Regions from separate parts of the Mus musculus genome. Here region 1 is linked to region 2. The links are chromatin loops, found by intact Hi-C in ENCODE. Cell type or tissue: heart. All regions are shown on one strand. Links, peaks and the distances in the headings refer to the core of each region. The heading gives the core; the rest is flanking DNA.

Region 1 (10,422 bases), core at 1,134-9,133, 51 kb before region 2:
GGTTGTGTTGTGCCTGTTATCACAGAGGTCAGACCATGCAGCTATTAAATAACTTCCTTAAAATTATCAATAATAATGTAATAATCAACTTGGACCTCAGCAAACTGACTTATTAAACACAATATCAAAAGGCTATCAAAAGAAAGATAATATATAAATGCTGAGTCTCCAGAGGCTTCAGAACAAATACTATTAAGATAATAACTACAATTGAAAGGTCTGCGCACCAGGCAATGTAGAGGAATAATGCATGTATGTACTTCTGGCAATCACACGGTGAGGGTTTACTGCATATATGCATAGTGCTATTTTACAAGCAACAGAATGAAATGTAAAACACGAAGAAAAGAGATGATAGACTGTGGTGAATCAGATCACACTACACAGTGGCAATATACTGTTCACAACAACAGAGTCATCACAGGACAATTTCACACCTAGGAATCCATTACTGCTCACATTAGATGGGCTTCTCTTAGAGGCAAGGCAGGATCTGATCTGTTCTGCTATGCAGACCAGACTGGGCTTGAGAAATCTACTGCATTTCTGCTGCGATTAAATGTAACTCTACCTTTAGAATTAGAAGTAAACGCGCAATTACACCCAGCACAACACCAACCTTAATGGTATATGAAGCAAAGGATGGTGTAATGAACATGAAGAATGTATTGTGATTTTTAAAAAATGGACGTCATAGTTTTAAACAAACAGTGAAGCCAATGTCCTGCCATGTGACCAGAGGCCAGAAGGACTGAAAGCACACATGATATCCACGGTGCCCACAGGGGACAGAGTCTCAAATTCCCAGATATACTGTGGGATATAAATGGCATAACTCAATGAACATATGTTCTGGGAGAAAAGAGAAGTGAAGAATAAGCCTAGGCCAGGTGAACTATATCACATCCCAAATCTCAGCATTCAACAGGAGGCTGAGGCAGGAGGACATCCACAAGTTCAAAACCATGTGGACTACACAGTGAATTCCAAGATAACCTGGGCTACAGAATCAGTCTCTAAACAAACAGGCACATAAAAATTTTAAAATTAAGAAGACACCCTGGATTCTGACTTCAGCAGCAGCTCTGAGTGGTTAGTGAAGGCAAGACAGCCGGGGAATGAGAGAAAGAGCTAATGCTCAGACATTTAAGTGGCCAATGCTCTGGAGACCACCAGAAGGAAAGTCAGGAGGGCTTTTATGTCTCCACCCCTCTAGACATGGATCCCATTTAAATTTTTGAGAGTCTAATTTAATTTAGCCTGGCAACAATTTTGTTTGTTTTGTTTTGAGAAAGGGTCTCTAGCACAAAGTCCTGCTAGCATCGAACTCACAGAGATTCAGGTGACTCAGTTCCCCGTGTTTGAATTGAAGCTATGTGCCATCACAGCTAGCTTAGCTTTATTATTTTTAAAAGCTGTTACTGCTGTTGACAAAGATAAAGCCATTTTGTCATGTGGCTGGAATATAATTTCCTATAATTTCATTGTAAAAGATACACAAGGAAGGTCAGAAGGCTATTTTAAAGCAAACTCTCGATGTGTAACAGGTATTTTTAAATTGTGCACAGGATGTTCTTATGCCTTGTACTCACAAACCACCAGTCAGACTGCTGAGACTAAAGATGTGGGCAACTACACCAAGTCAAAGCTTATTAACTGACTGGTAACTCTGCGGACGGAGACACAGACTGCACTCATTTAAGGTAACCCACTACCACCTAGCCATATTCCACTCTGATTTGAACAGGAAGATAAGTAGATATTGTATTACATTAAAATAAGCCCCTCAGCACATTCACACATATGCACAAAGCATAAATTGGCTGGCTTTTTAAAGTGTTCCATTTAAGAACTAAAATATGTGTTGCACTGATCAGCTCCTAATCGATGACAACAAATGACAGGTAACATGGAGTCAGCAACAGGACACTGTGTCAAAAGGAGAAGTGTGAATACTGAGAGGACACTCATCTCAAAGGAAGACTTGAAGCCTGTCTTGCATGCAACTTCCTGTTTCCCCTCTCCTACCTGAGGCTGTTAAGATCTAGATCATCCGTATCAAAGTCCAAGAGCGGCTGTGGTGTGTCGCTAGGTCCGTGCGATTGTAACACAGAAGAACTAGTTGATATGACCGTGGTCTGGCCTGAGGTTTGGATGGTTTTGAAATGGAATTGTGGGCCCATCCACAGGCGCCTGTGGGGTCCGGTGTGTGTCACAATTTCAACCTGAAAAAGAGACACAGTCATGGTTTCAAGGTACTATGGCCTTAACACCCACTTTCCATCTGAGTGAAATAAAGGCAGCCAGAGCGCCCAGAGCAAAATACAATCAACATTACGGCCTACATGGGCATTTCTGAAATCTTTTGACTGGATTTCATGGACATTAAGAATAAACTGTAGGAGGCTTGAGAGATGGCTCAGTGGTTTAGAGCATGCACTGTTCTTGCAGAGGACTTCAGTTAGTTCCCGATACCCACAATGGGTGCCTTGCAATGGCTTATGGCGCAAATTCTAGATGACACAGAACTCTTTCTGAATTCTCAAGTACATAACCCCATACACAAGCATATTAAATTAAATTATTTAAAATTAAATCTTAAAATAATCAAACTGTTCCCACAAGAGCCATATATAGTAGGACAAAAGCCCCAATACCAGGGATGAGAAGCCTTTTGAATTCTTGGTCAGCATTCTCCAGGAGACTCACAAAACATTATAGACTATGGCTATTGCCCTGGTATGTGATCAGATGTGAAAGGAAGACACCATGTACTTCAGACACAGAACCCACAGGGTCTGAGCTTGATTTGACCTTAAGGTGAGTACCCCGAGGACCAGCTTTCCTGCACCAAATTTGTCACGTGAGCTCCCAGCTATGCAAACCAGCTATGACATTTATGAACCACAACAATGACCAGCATGTTACAAAACATTAAGGGCACACTAGTGGCACCTTTGCCTTGGTGGTAAGCAACAGCTTGCTAATTGGACCAAGACCTGCTTAAAAAGGAACATCATTCCTGGTACTGAAAGCCCAGCCAACCATCTGGGACTACACCAGGCATACAATTGTGAGGACAACCTACAGCCTCCACTTTTACTAGGCCAGCACAATCCCTAGCTAATAGTTTCAATATTTATCATTATACCTACAGGTAGGTTACTTCTCAACTTTCATCAAGGAAACTTCTCTTTGCAACAGAAGAAAGACCGTTACAGAAAGCTATAAAATATCAAAATGCAGAGTTGTAGAGTCCAGTCCCAATGAATATATATCTACAATAAAGGCTCAGGGATGATTATGGAAGAGGAAACTGAATGATTCTAAGAGCCAGAGGTACAGGAAGTTTGCTGTGAGATTGTGTCTTCTACAAAGTGTATGCCCATGAAGTCTCACCAATATGGCTGCCTAACATAACCTAGACAAGGATAACACCAACAGACAAGGTAGTATGGAAAGGGGAGTATTCAGAAAGCCTCAACTCTACACAAAACCCTACAAGCAACTAAGGACTACAGAGGGGGAGAAATAGTCTTTCCTAAGGAAGAGCACACAAATGACCGCCCAATACTAAATGGTCAGCCTGGAAAACATACAAGTAACATTATGCAGATTGAGCAGGCTGCATTCATACTCTTGTGAATAAACATACACCACCAACACCAACACCAACAATTAAAGAGAAAGAGGCCATGGAGTTTAAAGACAATGGAAGGTGGGGGACTTGTACAAAGGAAGGTTTGAAAGGAGGGAAGAGAAAGGGAAAATAATGTAATTATATTATTATCTCAAGAAAAATTTAACCCCAAATTGTAGAAATATAAACACATTAACATACCCACAATATACACAACCACACCATGTATCCCAAACCACCAAAATCCCGAGAGGAAAAGGAGCTATAGATTTGAAAGTGCGGGTTGTCTGTCTCATGGAACTACTATGAGGTCCTTAGGGACTGACAAATTTGTAGATTTAGCTAAGTCAGTAGTTACCCCATGTGGGCATGCAGTGACAGTGACTAAAAGCAATCCTTTCAAGTTCTTGAAAACTGTGCAGTTATTTTTGGCTCTCCAATGCTAAGGTAAGGAATCCAATAATTCCACATATGAAGCTGCTTTCCATGTATAATACTGCAATATATTGATGTTGCTTTCAATTATTCTTATATCTAATTTTATGTAAGTTTTATTTATGTGTATGGATCTGTGTGAGGACAAGTCACATGTGTGAACGTGCCTAGGGAGGGCAAAAGATAGCACAGGATCCCTAGGAACACAGTTACAGGCAGCTGTGAGCCAGCTGATGTGGGAGCTGGGGACTCAGGTCCTCTGGAAGAGTCAGTGCTCTTAACCACTAAGCTGTCTCTCCATCCCTCACATCTATTTTTACATAAAGGAGTTGTTATGTTTTCTCTCATGTAACCGACACTTGATCAAAATGTTTTCTCAACTGTCATAAACATTGACACAGGGATCTACACACAGTAAAACAGCAATGCAAACTTATAAGCATCCCGCTCCATGTAAAGGGTGGGGGAGTTGCTAGGATTATACTCAATAGTGTGAGAAAAAAAGCAAATTGAAGACGGGGCGGGTGGGGGGGGGACCCAAATATCATTACAAATGATCTTTGGAATAACAGTTTAAATAAATCTTCAGGAAAAATCAACCGACGATACTTCTACCAGACTTGACAGCGCTGTATTCACCTCTGTGAAAAGGCTTTATGAAGTGGCTTCCCACATTCCTTGAGTGTCCTGATTGTTTATATTTAATTAAGTTTCTCAGATTATGACAATTGAGTCTGAACAAAAACACAACTGACAAGGTTTGGAATGCGGTTGTGTGCAAGGCTGAGAGGATGCAGGCTCCCAATCTAATGTCGGGAAAGACAACACAGATCAAGGACAGTGATTTCCGTTTCTGGGAGTTGCATTCAGCAATGTAAATTAGGCCACAGATAAAGAACTGTGTGTATTTTAAGCTCCAAACCATGAGTGTCACAGAGCCGAGAGGTAAACAGATGCCTGTGCAATCTCACTGAGGCCGTAGCCAGATGTTGCCATGCTCACGCTCCTGTTGTGTGCAGGACGAACATATTGTATACACTTTCACACTGACAGCACACATTACCCCTGCTTCTAACGGAAAAGCTGAAGTGAAGGACAGTGGTTTCTTTGCCAGAGCTCTTGGACCAAGCTTGTGCACAATGGGATATTTTGTCTTGAGATCACAAGGAGAGGAAGGGCCTCAGCATGTGGGGAGCCGGACCGCTGATTACAGAGCATCTGTGAGCATAGCTGCGGTCATGGAATAAATACACGCTATGTAGAAATGGTTTATTCCTCCAGTTTCTAGAGTCACTTCAGCTTTCAGGCTATCTTCCCTGAGAACACCACAAAGGGTTCCACTTCTCAGAGGCACCTGTCTGATAAAAGCTGTCACACTGGTAATGTGATACAGGTCATTATCCTCCCCTGTGATGTCAGACTGGAGACAGACACAACAGCATCTGTAAGGAAGTCACTGTAATCGCTCCACTGTGAAATCTGCCTGAGTCTCTTTTATTTCAAAGCCCTTCACTTGAAGACCCAGTCACCTGGTAAGGCAAGGAGTGGCTGGCTGAAGCTGTTTTAGGAAAGGTTTAGAGGCCAATGACTGCAGCACGTCAAGGACAGGGATCCCAGGGGGAACTATGCACAAAATAATGTTCAGCTTCCCGTACAAACACATTTGGACATTTGTATGTGCTACGGCAAAGCAAACACTGGAGATAAATGTCAATAAAATCCAATGTGTGGAAACTTACAGCAACATTTCTGAGACATTATTTTCCTCATTAATTTATTTATTCACTTTACATGCCGATTGCAGACCCTACCTTCTCTCAGTTCTCTCTTCCCCTTCTCCTCTAAGAAAAGGAGAGCCCCTGTGAGCACCAACCAACCCTGATACATCAAGTTTATGCAAATCCTCTCCCACTGAGGCCAGACAAGGCAGCCCAGTGGGGGGAACAGGATCCACAGGCAGGCAACACAGTCAGTGACAGCCCCCTCTCCAGTTGTTGGGGGACCCATATGAAGACCAAGCTGCATATCTACTATATTAAGTGTAGAGGACCTAGGTCCAGCCCATGTATGCTCTTTGGTTGGTGGTTTAGTCTCTGGGAACACCAAAGAGTCCAGGCTAGTTGACTCTGTTGGTTTTCTTATAGAGTCCCTATCACCTCCTGGTCCCTCAAACCTTCCCCCAACTTGAGACATTCTTAATATGGAAATAATAATAATACCCAGTGACCAATTCTCTTCGTTTTCCAGTAAGGAAAAGAATAAACACAGATTTCTGTTCTCCCTTATTGTAGTAGCCCCGATATATTTACCTGGGAAAGCCATTCTTCATCTTCCTGTCCACTATGGTCAGAGGCTAAGCTGTCATAGGACCCATGTCGAGTAATGGGGCCAGGACTTCCAGGGGGAAGAGCTACAGGAGAAAGGAAAAAAAAAAAAGAACTTAGACCTTTGTGCACTGGAGATACAAATAATAGCATAATCAGCTCAGATAGATTCTATAACATAAAACACAGGAGCAATTCAAAGAACTAATGATCACACAAGTTCATAGAAATATTTCCCAATTAACAGTAAATGCTGGCCAGGCATGCTACTCAGAAGGCTGCTGGAGAGGATCTCCTGAGGTCGGCTGGGGCAAAAGGAGGGGGATTCATTAAAACAAACAAACAAACAAACAAACAAACAACAGTTGTGGAGACTTAGTGATGGGAAGAGCAGAAAAGAGCAACTAAATCCATCAGAACACGCACAACCTCAATTCACTGAGGTGACACACCTGTCTGCTGGAGGGTGGCCGGCTATGGATTCAAAGAACCCGGAACCCATACATAAAAATGCATGACATTTGATTGAGAAACACTTTCAATCACAGCAAAAACTCATTTATTCAGATATTGTCTTTCTCGGCTATTTCAAGTAATTTCCAGTAATCCTCAGCACTAAGATACAGTTGAAACTAGTCTGTATTCTTCTACAAAGGGAACCTTTAGTTAGTAAAAGCAATAGACTTTTTTTTTTTTTTTTTCATTTACGGGTGTCTGCTTGTTGGAAACAGACTTTTTTTTTTTTTAATGCAGCCCAGGATGGCCTCAAAGTCACTATGCAGCTAAAGTAAGCATGAATTTTGAACTACACAGGGTCTTACTGTGTACCTGTGGCTGGTCTAAAACTCATAGAGAACCTCCTGCCTCTGCCTTCTGAACGTCAGACCCAGGCTTGACTTTTTGCTGGGACTACAGCATCTGAACGAACACTAGGATTCTGCAGTGCTAGGAATCCAACCAAGGGCTTCCTGCACACTAAACAAGTACTGCACATGCAACCAAACACTTCTAACAGTCCCAGAGTTTACATGTCCACAGCCTCACTGCTCTTCTTCACTTGATCTTAGCCAAAAGGCCGAGAAGCGATCTCACTGCTCTTCTTGAAGGTACAATTATTCCTGATTTCTATGCATCTCTCTCTATCCCTACTTTAAGAAAAGACTTCATTTTAGGTTCACAGCAGAACTGGATTTCTCCCTCCAGAGAAAACAAGCAATGGGGTTAACTGGGAAACAGAACAAAAGAGAAGATATGGGGTGCAGGGGAGGGAAGGCAGGAGATGGGTAATAAAGAACCACAGATTAGGACAGGAAACAATCTCACCCAAAAGTTCCTTAGGCTAAACTGCTAAAAGGAAAATGAGCAATTTAAATATGCTTCATACAAATTCCACGAAATACTTAATACATACTCCCATGTAATACATACTCCCAGTAAAGGTGATGTCAATCTTATTTGATGATGCCAGATAAGGTATGGAAAGAACAAACTCAAGAAATAGATAGAGGAGGAGGAGGAGGAGGAGGAGGAGGAGGAGGAGGAAAAGACAATAACAACAATGACAAGGTACGACTCAAGGCAAGATTTTAAAAGACTCAAGCCCATAAAACTTTATCTGAACTTGTTTCAAGAAATGAAGTAAGATCTAATTTAGTAGTTATGGCCAGACATGAACATAGTGTTGAAATGTAAGATTTGCAATCGTCCAAACCATGAACTGCTAGCTCTACAAAATCATGGCTCTCTAGCACAGGCATGCTGATGTTTAGCAAGAAGCCCAAATGATCACAAAGCCACACAGCCACTTCGTTTATGAGGGCAAACAAAAGAGTAACATAACAATTTTCCATTATTTTCCATTGTTCCAACATTCTTTTGGAACGAATTCTGTTCTATACTGCACAGATGTTAAGTCAACTGATGTTTTCAAGAACAATGTTCCTGAATCATTCATCACCTTTGTTTGATGTTTGTTTGATTCTTGTCACAGACAGAACCAAGAGGAACCCTCAATTTCCTGTCCTCCGTTAAGTGTAAGGCTTAAGTTTTGTATTCTAGATAGAGCAAGTGACAGCAACAGATGGTTTGGCACTTACTAGGACTTATGAAGGTGGCAGGGATGGACTTAGAGCCTGGCTGCAGTGGAACCACAGCCAGACGACAGGGGCCTTGAGCTGGCCGTTTATTGGTTTACTGTGCTATTGTTATCTGGATATGGGTATGCTTGGAATTTCCCACGGGGGGGGGGGGGGAGGATGAGGAAGTGGGGTGGGGGAGGGGCCTCTCTGTCCTGTCTGCTTTACAAAGGAAGTAGTAAATATTCCAGATATACAACTCAGAAATGAATTCTTTGTATATGTGAAATAGTGACAATAAATAAGTCTCCTTTAAACTGCCAGAAGAAAAAGACAAGGAAATCATGAATTTGAACCTCCTTCACGGAGATTTTAAGGCCTTTTGCTCACCAGTTTGCTCTGGAAATATCACAATATAGAAAATTAAAATAAAGTGTACTTTTCATATTTAATGAGTATCTGGGCTGGAGAGATGGCTCAGCTGTTGAGAGCATTGGATGCTCTTCCTAAAGTCTGGGGTTCAATTCCCAGGACCCACGTGGCAGCTCATAGCTGTCTTAACACCTGTTCCAGGGGATCCAACAGATGTTAAGTACATCTCATACAGACATACCCAAAGGTAAAACACTAATGTATATACAAAATAAAAATAAATATATTATAAAAATTAAATGAATATCCTTTTTTTTCTCCCCTAGACTTATTGACATTTTAAATGTTCTCCAATCCCAGCAGGGAGGGTATTCAACATTTATGTCTTAGGGAGGGAATTAACACAGGAGACATTTATGTCTTAGGAGGGAGGTCACATGGAAAAATAACTGCAAATGCTGAAGCTAGTAGGAAGGGGAAAAAAACGTCAAAAGGAAAGTCTGACTGAACTAGGACTATCCACTTTGGTTAGAAATGAACCCAATCCTATGCTGAGGGATATGGGATGTGGTTGGGAGTTGACAGAATCTCAGCCACTCTGTTAGAGACTGCATCACTGCTGAATGGATTCAGGAAAGCAAGACAAACATCTGGTCTATCACCATGTCAAGATGCTCACTTCAGCAGGCAGAGCATTTCCTACACGTTTAAAAGTAGCAGGCAAAGTTCAGGAGCACGAAACAAGGAGCAGAGACTGGGTGCTAGGGAACACTGTGTATTGATTACCAATAATCTCATTAGAAACTAGATGATACCAAAAGGGATGAAATGTCACCAAACCTTATGTTACAGCTTTTTTTATACAAAATTCAGATGCAACATTAGAAAGGATTACAGTGAGTCATTGTTCACATTTTTAATAATGTACGCTAAAGAACTATTGTAATTTCAAAATGAGAGTTTTCCTTTAATTCATTTTTATGTATGTGTGTATTCTTGAGTGTATGTTCATATATAAGCCTCACACATTCAAGGGCCTATAGAGGTAAGAAGGGGCTTATAGATCTTTAGGAACTAGAGCTATAGGCTACAAGGGATGCCATGTGGGTGCTAAGAACTGAAACCAGGTCCTCTACAAGGGCAATAAGCATTGTTATCCACCAAGCCATCTCGGCAGCACCAAAAATGAGACTATTCTTGATCCTACTTAATACTTTGTGTATCTTGCAAGCCCAATCTGAAAGAAACAAGACACAGACCAACTACCTGAAGAAAAATTGTTAGCACCTTTACAAACATTTGTCAGCCTTATTATTTTTCTAGATTTATTTTATGTATATGAGTGTGTTGCTTGCATGTATCTATGTGTACCACACGTTGTGCCCGTTACCTTCCCATGGAGGTAAGAAAAGAGAGTAAGACCCCCTGGAATTAGAGTCACAGCTGTAAGCCAGCATGGAATGCTGGGACCTCTACAAGAGCAGCAAGTGCTCAGCAGCCTTTCTAGTCTCTTATCAGCTATTTTTAGATAATAAACAAAGAAAAGGAGAAGGAACTTCAAGATATACAGCTCACC
Region 2 (10,422 bases), core at 1,723-9,722:
GGAGGAGGGGACATCATAGTCAACATCTCTAAAACCAACAAAAAAAAACAAAAAACAAAAAACAAACAAAAAAAACAAAACGAACACACCGCTTAAAATTACATTTCTACTGAGCACAAAGAGTTAAACTACATGGCACCCAGGTCTAAGGATGGTGCAATGAGCTGTCATTTGGGAAGTTGGTTTTCAGGATTTTTTCCCCCCTTTTATTCCCCTTAAAACGTTATAAACTCAGCCTACTTCTGTCAACAGGCCTGCCTCACTCATAAACACCGTGTCAACTAGGCTAAGAGCCTATGTGACAGTGCAATCTGGTACCTGGGAACCATAATAGTTCTAAGAAAAGTGACTTCTATAAGCACTTTTACATTAGCAGTGTGTCAGTGCAGTGGCCAGATAATTTAATCTATTTTTTTCATGGGGGAAAACTAAGGACTATTTGGGACCAAGACAGGGCTTTCTCTATATTATTTTAATACAGATTTTAAATATACAGCTTGTCCCACTTCTAACACAATTAAATACTGGTATTGTATGTTGAGTAAAACAAATAATTTGGCTATAGACATGACTACAGAAATACAAATTCAATAGTCCAAAATGGATAGTCAGTCTCACCATAATACAGAATATCTAATGATATCATGTCAATGAATGCTGTAATTCATTTATAAGCTCAAATCCACATATGCCAAACAAGTAGAGATCAGCTAAAATGAACCCTGGAAAGAATTCAAGAACGCTACGAGGGTCTTGGAGAGGGTCAGGGAACAATCTTGTACTGGTTTTCAGCTATGTGCAATAGCACAGTCTCTAGACTCTAACAATAGATGTAGCTATGTGCAATAGCACAGTCCCTAGACTCTAACAATAGATGAGGGATGTAAATATGTTGGGGAGGGGTAATACACCCACACCAAATGAGTAGGTGAGTCTCATAAACTTCAGCTGTCATCTAGAAAACTTTTCTTAATATTTGACTCTATCAAAATGTGTTGTATTGTGGGCAGTGTGATGGCAAGGGCCAAAAAAATCAAACTGTACAATCAAACAATGCCATGCCACAAAGCAGAAAGTATGGCTGTGTGGAGGAGCCTGGTTTTCATTAGCCAATACTGGTTTTCAAAACTTTGTCGCTGCTATAGATCCGTGTACACAGCTGTGTGTGAGCATGTCTGTGTGTGTAAGCATGTTTGTGTGCATTCTGAACTCTGTACTAACTCAGTTGCCACTGAGACTCATGTGGGCTGGAAATGAAGAACATAATCAAAAACACACAATGAAAAGAAAGCACATTCAACTCCTATCCATCCCGCCTTTCCAGTGGCTGTGGAAACAGCATCAAGCTTGAGGCCTTACCCTGTTCGCTTCGTGATGGTTCCCAGTGTCATTGGCTGTTTGATTTGCGCAAGAGGCGTCACTACCATCAAGCTGGGGAGGGGAGAAAGCCGGGGATTGCCAGGGTTGTTGTTTGTAAAGTTATTGTAAGAGTCTTGGCTGGTCAGCTTCCCTACAAAAAGAAACAGAAAGCAGAGCATCAGGAATGGAAGCACCCCTCCTGAAAAGGGTTTTGTTTAAGAAAGAAATCAGGGCTGGTGTATAGCTAAGTGGGGAAAGGCATTTGCTCCCAAGTCCCGATAACCTGGGTGGTCTCCAGAGTCACATGGTAAAAGAAATCAACTTCCTACACGTTGTCATCTACTATCTACACACATACAAATGAATGTATGAACAAATGAATGAAAAAAAAAGCAAGATAAAATTTAAAGGAAATTGGTACAAGTATTATGAAACTTCATACAGACTGGAAGCAACCAACATTACAGGTCACTGAAGTAACCATAGCAACTAGTTTTAGAAATTGCAGATGGATTTTTGTTTTTCACTTTGCTGTGTACATGTGCACAAAGGTACACTCATGCGTGTGTGCACATAAAGGTCCATGTCAGGCATTTCCTTGGTCACTTTTCACTTTACACTCTAAGACAGGGCATTGGACTGAACCTAACCCACGCACGCGCTGACTCGGGTAGGTAGGCTGGATAGGGAGCTCTCAGGTAGGTTTCAGCCCTCAACACTGGGAATATCTGTGCTGTTGGACATGGCTTTGTAGATGAGTGCTACAAACCGAAACCTCAGGTTTTCACACTTATACATCAGCAATTTACCAGGTTTCATAGCCCCCAGAATTCTTGTTTCTAAATGCAGTATGGTTTTTTGTTCATCCTTAGAAAGGCCACTGTTTTGATAAAAATTCACTATTTCTCCTTACTATGAGAACTGTAAAAGAAGCTGGTTTGCCTTTTGATGGGTACTGAGAAGTAAGGATAGTTTTTCCTAATTTGTACCACAAATACAGATTCAATAAAAAATAGTGTCAGGAAGAGAATTCCAGAAAGTTCCATGTCCTAAAACTTGAATATATACAATTCAATGAGCACCACCTGAAGACATGTCAATGGGGTGGAATCTCAGTAGACACAGCCTGTGGTACGCTCCCACAATTTTAGAGTGTCTCTCTACTATTGCTAAGCATGACCTTGTTTGTGCAGTTAAGCCAAGAGGCTATGACTATATCAATGCTCAGACTAACTATACAGCCCTGAAAGATAAGAACAGCCACTTTCTAATCCTACCAGGAAGATGCTGACTTCAAAAGCAGACAAGGGTGGCAAAGTGCTGCTCTTCAAGGACACAGGTCCAACAGCTTGTATCATTCCCTGGAATTAATTAGTTAAGCTATGCTAGGGCTGAGAAGAAACTCAAGCACAACAATCTCTGACCTCCCCCCCCATACTAGCAAATTCCAATTTCATAAAAGTAGTGAAGCAATTCACACCTTGGCTGTGATACAAAAGGTAGCAGTTACAATACACACAGACAGACTATGTTTCACACACATAAGAGAGAGCCTTAAGGAAAAGATGAATGGATATTTGTAATACAATAAAGGAGAAAACGTTTTAATAGTTGAGTCACTGAGTGACTTAAATTCTCAAGGTCGGTAGAGACAATAGTTGACAATTCATTATCAGATGACTGTGATTGTATTGAAATGAGGATCCAACATTAATATGTCACAAGCTAATAAAACTCAGGATGTGTCTGTCATATACATTTATCAGCTACTAAGCACAGATCTGATGAGTGTCCCAGCCTAAGATAAGGCTCTGTGAGGGCTCCTATCCCTCTTATCACAAACCTTACAGCACACAGAATGAAGATAAGTACATGTGGCAACAACTACTTGGAAATGGGTTCATAGACCACACGGGAAGTAACCTGGGTAGACAGTGGGAGGACAGGGCAGCTCAGGGCCTGAAGGACAACATAAAGAAGTATACAGGGATGCCATTGTGGGAGCAAAAGTAGTATCTAAATACTACTGCTGAGGTGTACCATGACACTGTGGGAGATAAATTTATTTGCCTTTTAGAATCTCCCTCCCTCCCTCCCCCCTCCTTCCCCCCCCTCCCAACACTATGCATCCTAGGCTGGCCTCTAGCTCAAGGTCCTGCTGCTTCAGCCACCCTAACACTGCAGTTACAAATGTGTCCTATGTTGGCAGGCAGGCTTAGGAGAAACAGTACACACTAACAAAAGTTCTTGCGCAAGCAAACAGCACACAGACGGTGAGCTCACTGAACAGTACTGATCAGACTTTTTTTGGGGGGGGGAGGGGCGGGTTTCGAGACAGGGTTTCTCTGTGTGTCCTCCTGGCTGTCCTGGAACTCACTCTATAGACCAGGCTGGCCTCAAACTCAGAAATCCACCCGCCTCTGCCTCTCAAGTGCTGGGATTAAAGGCGTGTGCCACCACGCCCGGCTCTGATCAGACATTTTTAAGCTTTGGAATACACCTTAGTGGTAGAGCCCTTGCCGGGCACAGAACTCTACAACAGGAAATAAAAGAAAGACAAGTAAACATGAGTGAGAGAGGCACAATGTGATTCCATGGGAGTGTTCCCAATGGGATGCTTTCAGTGGCCAGCACGCAGCAGCTTCACTGCCTCCCTAGGAGACAGAACAGCACAGAAGGGTCTAGCCTCTCCTCAGCCTGCTCCTGCATTCTGGAGCACTATTCGCCTGTAGTCTCCTCCTCCTGGACTGTGTGTTTAAGATGTAGCCTCCATCTGCGAGACAGTATGCAGGAGTGTGTAGAGTTGTGAAGACTTTATGTTAACGGGGTAGGAAGAGTGGCAGTGTCTTTCTTACAAGGTACTAGATTTGGAAGAAGTTTATAAACAGATCTCCTTAATAGCATGGCTTAAATATGTTCTACAAAAGCTCAGTAACTCTCTTTTACATAATTCCCAAATAGACTGCCTGAACTTGAATCAGTATATTAACCAGAAATCTTATTTATAATAGCTGTTAAAGAAATAGCTAAAGGCTGAGAATGGAGTTCAACTGGTAGAGAATCACCTCACATTACCCAAACCCTAGGCTTGCTCCCATCACCGCATAAACCAGACAAGGTACACATAACTGTGATCACAGCATTGGGAAAGGATACAGGAAGACCAGAATGTCTAAAGCTGTTCTTAGCTATATATTAAGTTCAAAGTTAACCTGGGCTACATAACACTATCAGAAAACACAGAAATGAAGAGGGAATGAAAGGGGGAAGGAATGGGGAAAGGGAAAGAGGGAAGGAGGGATAAGAAAAGAAAGGAGAGTGAAAGAAAAAAATTAAAAGAATAAATTTAGCTAGAGAAAAGAAAGATCTCTCAGATGGAATGTGCCTAAGACACAGTATGCTAGGGATTTTAAAAGAAAACAAATTTAGGAAAGCAATCTATTCTTGTGGATTAAAACATTCATCATCATTAAAATGCCCTGCTTCCCAAAGCAAATTTAATACAATGCCAATTAAATATCTATGACCTCCTTCTCAGAGCTAGGAATGAGAATTCCAATACTAAGGATTCTCAGAAAACAAAGAATATCCAACAGCTTCTTAAGCAAAACCAACCTAGTAGAAAGCAATGCAAAGCTAGGGTGTGAAAACAAGGAAGCCTTCTTCTGGATGCTAATATGACAATTTGGCTCACAAACATCTATAACTCTAGATTCAAAGGATCTAACACCCTCTTCTGGCCTCTTTGGGTACCAGGCATATACATGGTACACATACAAATATGCAGGAAAATACTCATAAAAATACATATGAAGTAATAAATAAAAAGCCAAGCTCTGCCTGGTACCTGTAAATATGCATAACTTTTATATTTTCATGGATTTGGAGGTAGCTCTGTGCAGAAAGTATGAAGACCTCAGTTCAATTCCTTGAAACCATGAAAAAAACAAACAAAAAAAACCCCAATAATCAAAACAAACAAACAAAACAAAAAAAAACGGTGAGGGTAATGGCGGGGCTTACAATCTCAGCACAGGGGAAGCAGAGGCAGGAAGATTACTGGAACACAGTGGTCATTCTGACCTACTTGCTGGGTTCTAAGACAATGAGAGATACTCAAAGGGTATATCGTGTTCCTCTAGACAGACTGATGGCCACGCACACCATCCACCACCATCTGTACACAGAAACACAAATGAATACAATTTCAACTAAGAAAGAGGACTATGTAAGTTACCAAATGAACCATTAATGAGGCAACCTAGTATCTGGTAAGCTTCCATAGGAAAGTCCTACTACACAGGTGGAGAAGCCAATTGTTACGGAAAAGAAACCTGGGATCAGAAATGCCCTGTAACCGGTGTAGACGTGAGATTAAATGACTGTGACTGCAAAGAAGACACTAACAAGGGAGACAATGAGTCTCTCAGTATCCTTGCCTCTTTAACTCCACAGCAGGAGGCTGACTGGGATCACAGCCTGAGCTCAGCCCTGATCAGCAAGTCCATGGTGGTGGAGTGGGGGGAGGGAGGAGAAGAAAATGAACAGATGATGGGAAAAACATGTTACCACTGACATCTGAGAAACCGCTCGGAGACAAAGAGAAGGAGTTACTGTTATTGTTTTAAAGGACAACTTAAAAAGGGAGATGAAGCACATAAATTTTGCACACACAGGAGTTTCCTTGTCAAATAGAAATTGAAGGATAAAAAGAAAGAATCATGAATGATGGTATCAGGTTAGTAATCGAGGGACAGCACAGACAAGCCTCAGTAGCAGACACAGCGATCAACAGTTCAATAAGCATTGCCAAATGAATTTTCCAGGGGAGGAAGGGGAGAGGAGCTGACAGCCCCCCTGGCCCCCAACAATAGGGAAAAATACATTTTTGGAGAGATCTCAAAATACTTTAGAAAAGGCCAAACATGGTAGCATAGGCAAAAATCTCAGCAATTGAAAGGCCCAGGCAGAGGCTCAAAACCAGCAAAAGCTATGTAATGAACCCTGTCGCAATTAACAGGGGAGGGGATAAAAAGACAAGTGAGCGAGCCGATGGATTTGTGCCCTGCTCAGACTCATGCTGATCTGGAAAAGGAGTGGCAACTCCATACCTTTAGGAACACACAGAGACACTTGTCTGCAGTACCGAGGCTAGCTCTCTGTGCCACAGTCTCACAGTGAGAGTGAGCACAAAGGTGTTCTAAGTATACTGTCTATGGACTTGGAGTCCATCTTCCCTACCCTTTTCTTTGTGCCAACTCCAGGAAATAGTTTAGGAAAATAGGAAAACTGAAGAATTCAAGGAGATGCCACCGCACCGCTGAGTGCTTACATCAGCGAGGCGCCTCCCTTCCTGTCCCTGTCTCTCTTCACCACAGAACAGAAACTGCCTAGCTGCAGCCTCAGAGAAAGACTTCATGAAGCCTTAAGACCCATAAAACACTTCCACACGATCATACTTTCCCATCCCGGCAGACACGAGACCTGCAAGTGAAAAATGCAGTGAGAAAGAATGGATATTCTCACAGGGTTCCTGGCACAACCAGACAGAGGAAGTCCCAAAAATCTCCTGAGAAAATGAGCTCTTCTAAGACTCCTATCCAGCTTTCCAGGGTTAGGCTATATAGATAAACTTGCATAAGCCTTCGGGCTTTCGGGTCTTTATCCAAATCCACCAGAGCTTTGATCCCTTAGAGGGAAACCAGTCTCCACGATAGATGGGCATCTCACTGGGGGTGGGGGAGGAAAGACCAAATTCCAATAAGATGGTTTCTTGACAAATTAAAGCAGAAATTCTATGGCAAAACAGGACATCATTTAAAAATCTGAATTGAAAGGAAAAAAAAAAAAACTCATCATGCTGAAAGCTCTGATTCTTCGGTTTGACCTGTTTTCAGTTGTGTTTACTGTCACTGATCTTACAGTGGAAAGTGAAATAGAATCATGAGCTTCAGGATTCCAGCACTGCCTTACTAAGCGTATCTGAAACAAATTTCTATCTCTGGAAAGGAAACCACCTCACATGGTCTTTCTTGGCTCCTGCCACTTGCACAGAAAGACGTGGCTTATGCTTCATACGGACACAAGGTCCCACAGACGCAGGTGAGGGGGGCTAGGAACCACACAGCATTTCCTCAAACATTTTATACTACAAAGCTCACAGGCAAATGGATTACGTTGAGGATGAAAATGGACAGAGGGGAAGCACCAGCGTGCTTTGTGGCTGCTCCGGAGGAGCGGCATCCCAGGTCAGGTTTGCAGAGCGTCATATTCCCAAACCAGTCATCATTAACGGACTCACTTCCACAGGAAAGGAAAAAAAGCCAAGAGTCTGAAAACTCCGGACAAAAGAAATCCCTGCAGACAGAGTAAAAACAAATTAAAAGACCCATTATAAAACACAGATGCTACAAGGAAAATAAACTTTCCAAGATTTACTGGGCTTTGACAAACCCGGACATTTGTGGAAAAGCCATCAACAGCAACTCCCAGGTAATGTGGGAGGAAGCTTGGCTCCTTTCTGCTTTATCTTTAGCCTCTGTGCAGAAGCTGCCAGGACTGGATTCCCAGCTTCTGGATGCAGGGAAGTGAGAACATGTGAACGAGGCAAACTGCCAAGCACGAGACATTTCTAAGGGAAGCAAGACCCCGAAAGTGCTGAGCACTTCACATTCTGCTGAACGCTAGAGCTACTATCAGCATACTCTGTGCATGGACTTCTTCAGGACACGTGAGAGGAAACGAATGAACAAATGAATGAGGCCATCGCTCCTCCTGATCCTCTTTGCTGCCCAATCACACCATGAAGTAAGGAAAAGAAAACCACCAAGCATGATGTGCAGCAGTCACAGCTCTGGAATCTCCTGCAAGGGGGAACTCAGAGTGGGAGACAGCCGAAAACCCGTGCCAGGTTAGCAGAAGCGTGAGATACACGTGGTCATGAGTGGGAGCCTTAGAAAGACTCCTTAAGAAAGAGGGCTGTGAGAAAGAACACAGACAACGAACAATGGGGTGTCCGGTGAGCCTCTTAGGAGGTCACTGGGGATCCGAGGACAAACAGGCATAGAGATGTTAAGATTCCTTTACAAGAGCAAATTAGCGTGCCCATGGGACAGCATAGTTAGGAGGTCTGCAGTTTTCTGGGTTTTCCTGTGCTCCTTAGACATAGGGCCCTAACCCACATCAGGCATCAGGCAGGCTATTTAAAAGGGCTTATGACAGACACCATCCATGTCTCAGCAAACCAGATGCCTCAGTCCAGTCCGTTTTCATCAATCTCCACAGACTAAAGGGATCTGCCACAGTTGAGGGGCTCTGCTTCTCACCCCATCAAGCTCCTGGCTGCAAGTAATGGAAATTGTATTTGGAAATTAAAATAACAAGGGTACCCCTCAAACCCAAACTCGCGGGTTCCTGGCACTCCCAACCCTATAGAAACATCCTTTCTCCCAATATTTCCTCATCTCCATCCTCCTCCCAACACTCTCGCTATTCTGAGGACAGCGTACAAGCGTCCTCCTGTCTACCCAGTCCCAGAGGAAAGCTGGGTAAGAAGCGCTCAGAGCCTCTGCGCATGCGCACAGTCCGTCCCACACAAAAGCAAAACTGCCGGTCTGCTTTTACTATCCGGCCCTGGACTTGGCGGGTATAAAGCAGCAAAATTTACCAAAGAGTTTTAAGTTAATTCTGGAGTTGAAAAGTTGACTTCTTGACTCTGTTAAAAAGAATACAATGGTAGCTTGTCCTAAAACAATCACTGGATAGCTGAGCTCTGCAAAGCTAGAAAGCATGCTTAGCTCTTGCTTGTGGTCTAATTTAACATTAAAGCATTCTCAACTAAATCTCAACTATTATTTAATCAAAATCAAATAAAATCCTTTAAAACATATATATGTATATTTATTTTTTTTAAGTGCTCAGTACAAACTGGAATTTCTAGTATATGGGTTGCTTTTGGTCAGAAAGGGAGTGTCTGTCCCTCCCTCCCTCCCTCCAGCTCTGCTCTCCCTCCCTCAGGCCCCTAGCCCGCCTCCTTTCCCTCACAGATGAGGATGACAAGCTTCCCAGCTGCAGTTCCTGGACTCTCAGCCTTCTTTCTGACCTTTTCTCAGGCATGTTCCAGTATATTCTGCAATCTACTCAGTAGGAAAAGGAAACAGCAGCGCCCTGGTGTGAGACAGTGCCTTCTGACCCGCAGACCAGGCTGCACAGGCCTGGGATCTCAGCAGGAGATGGAAGGAAAGAAAATTAGCTCTGGACATGGAGGCTGGACACGCTTTACCAAACAACTGCGCGGACTTAAACAGAGGCAGAATCTCCAAGGATGATCCCAACTGCAGTTCTTATTGCTGTGATTGTTGCTCCTTGGGAAGGCAGCAGATGACAAAACATTGCAACAGAAATCTAGCAAAAGCATTGGTTGCTTTTTCTAAGAAAGCTTCCTGGTACCACAGTAACCACTACGGGTACAGAGGAGGAAAACAATCCATGTTTTTCAGGTGGAGACAGTTATTAGTGATGTTCTGCTACAGCACACAGAATGGTCCAGAACTCACCATCTGGTGTTCTCCAGTGTCAAGGAGAATTAAAAGTATACCTCCAAGAGAATTGGTGGTCTGCCATCATGTGACTGTTTTGAACATATATTTATACATAACACATTATACTTGTGTCAATAGCACAACAGTTAATTCTCTAGCTGTTCTCTCCTGATTCTCAGAATATCCTCACCTGTTCCTTACTCTTAAAGTACTGTATGCTATTTTAATGTGTAATACAAGTACTTCCTGGAAGCTAAAATGAATTTTGGATTTAGGAGCCTGATTTATAAGAGTAAAATTTAAAAAGAAAGTCACTATTACAAAGCTTGTATGTACAGTAAGTATAATTTACTCTAAAAGGGCAGTTTGTGGCTAGAATGAGGGGTGAGGAGAAGTAGGGAGAAATAAGGCTGCCAGGGGGTTGTACCAAGGAGCTGGGATGGCTACATGGCTCTAGTACACAGAGGGAGAAAAGAACACAAAAGAGAAAATGGGAGAAATTCTACTGAATTAAAAAAAAAAA

Evidence for each region. Peaks named below come from ENCODE experiments on the same cell type or tissue, not always from the same donor. Only the 100,000 strongest peaks of a DNase experiment are listed, where the experiment ranks them.
Region 1: it touches region 2 in a loop (4-fold over the local background); 7 of 42 quality-filtered maps call a loop at or near these places.

What each region holds. Positions count from the first base shown.
Region 1 is chr11:85,572,845-85,583,266 of GRCm38, reverse strand. It overlaps Bcas3 (breast carcinoma amplified sequence 3), which reads right to left. Exons shown (of 24, transcript NM_001166643.1): 20 at 6,385-6,485; 21 at 2,029-2,225. Among named protein-coding and RNA genes, the nearest start is that of Bcas3os1, 140 kb to the left of the region's middle. In heart, for the core only: no CTCF peak of the experiment used is centred there; a DNase peak (open chromatin) is centred at 8,546; H3K4me3 peaks cover 304 bases; H3K27ac peaks cover 2,553 bases.
Region 2 is chr11:85,522,881-85,533,302 of GRCm38, reverse strand. It overlaps Bcas3 (breast carcinoma amplified sequence 3), which reads right to left. Exons shown (of 24, transcript NM_001166643.1): 16 at 1,360-1,510. Among named protein-coding and RNA genes, the nearest start is that of Bcas3, 170 kb to the right of the region's middle. In heart, for the core only: a CTCF peak has its summit at 5,086 (motif pointing left); DNase peaks (open chromatin) are centred at 7,562, 7,962, 8,892, 9,462 and 1 weaker place; H3K4me3 peaks cover 1,901 bases; H3K27ac peaks cover 2,151 bases; H3K27me3 peaks cover 707 bases.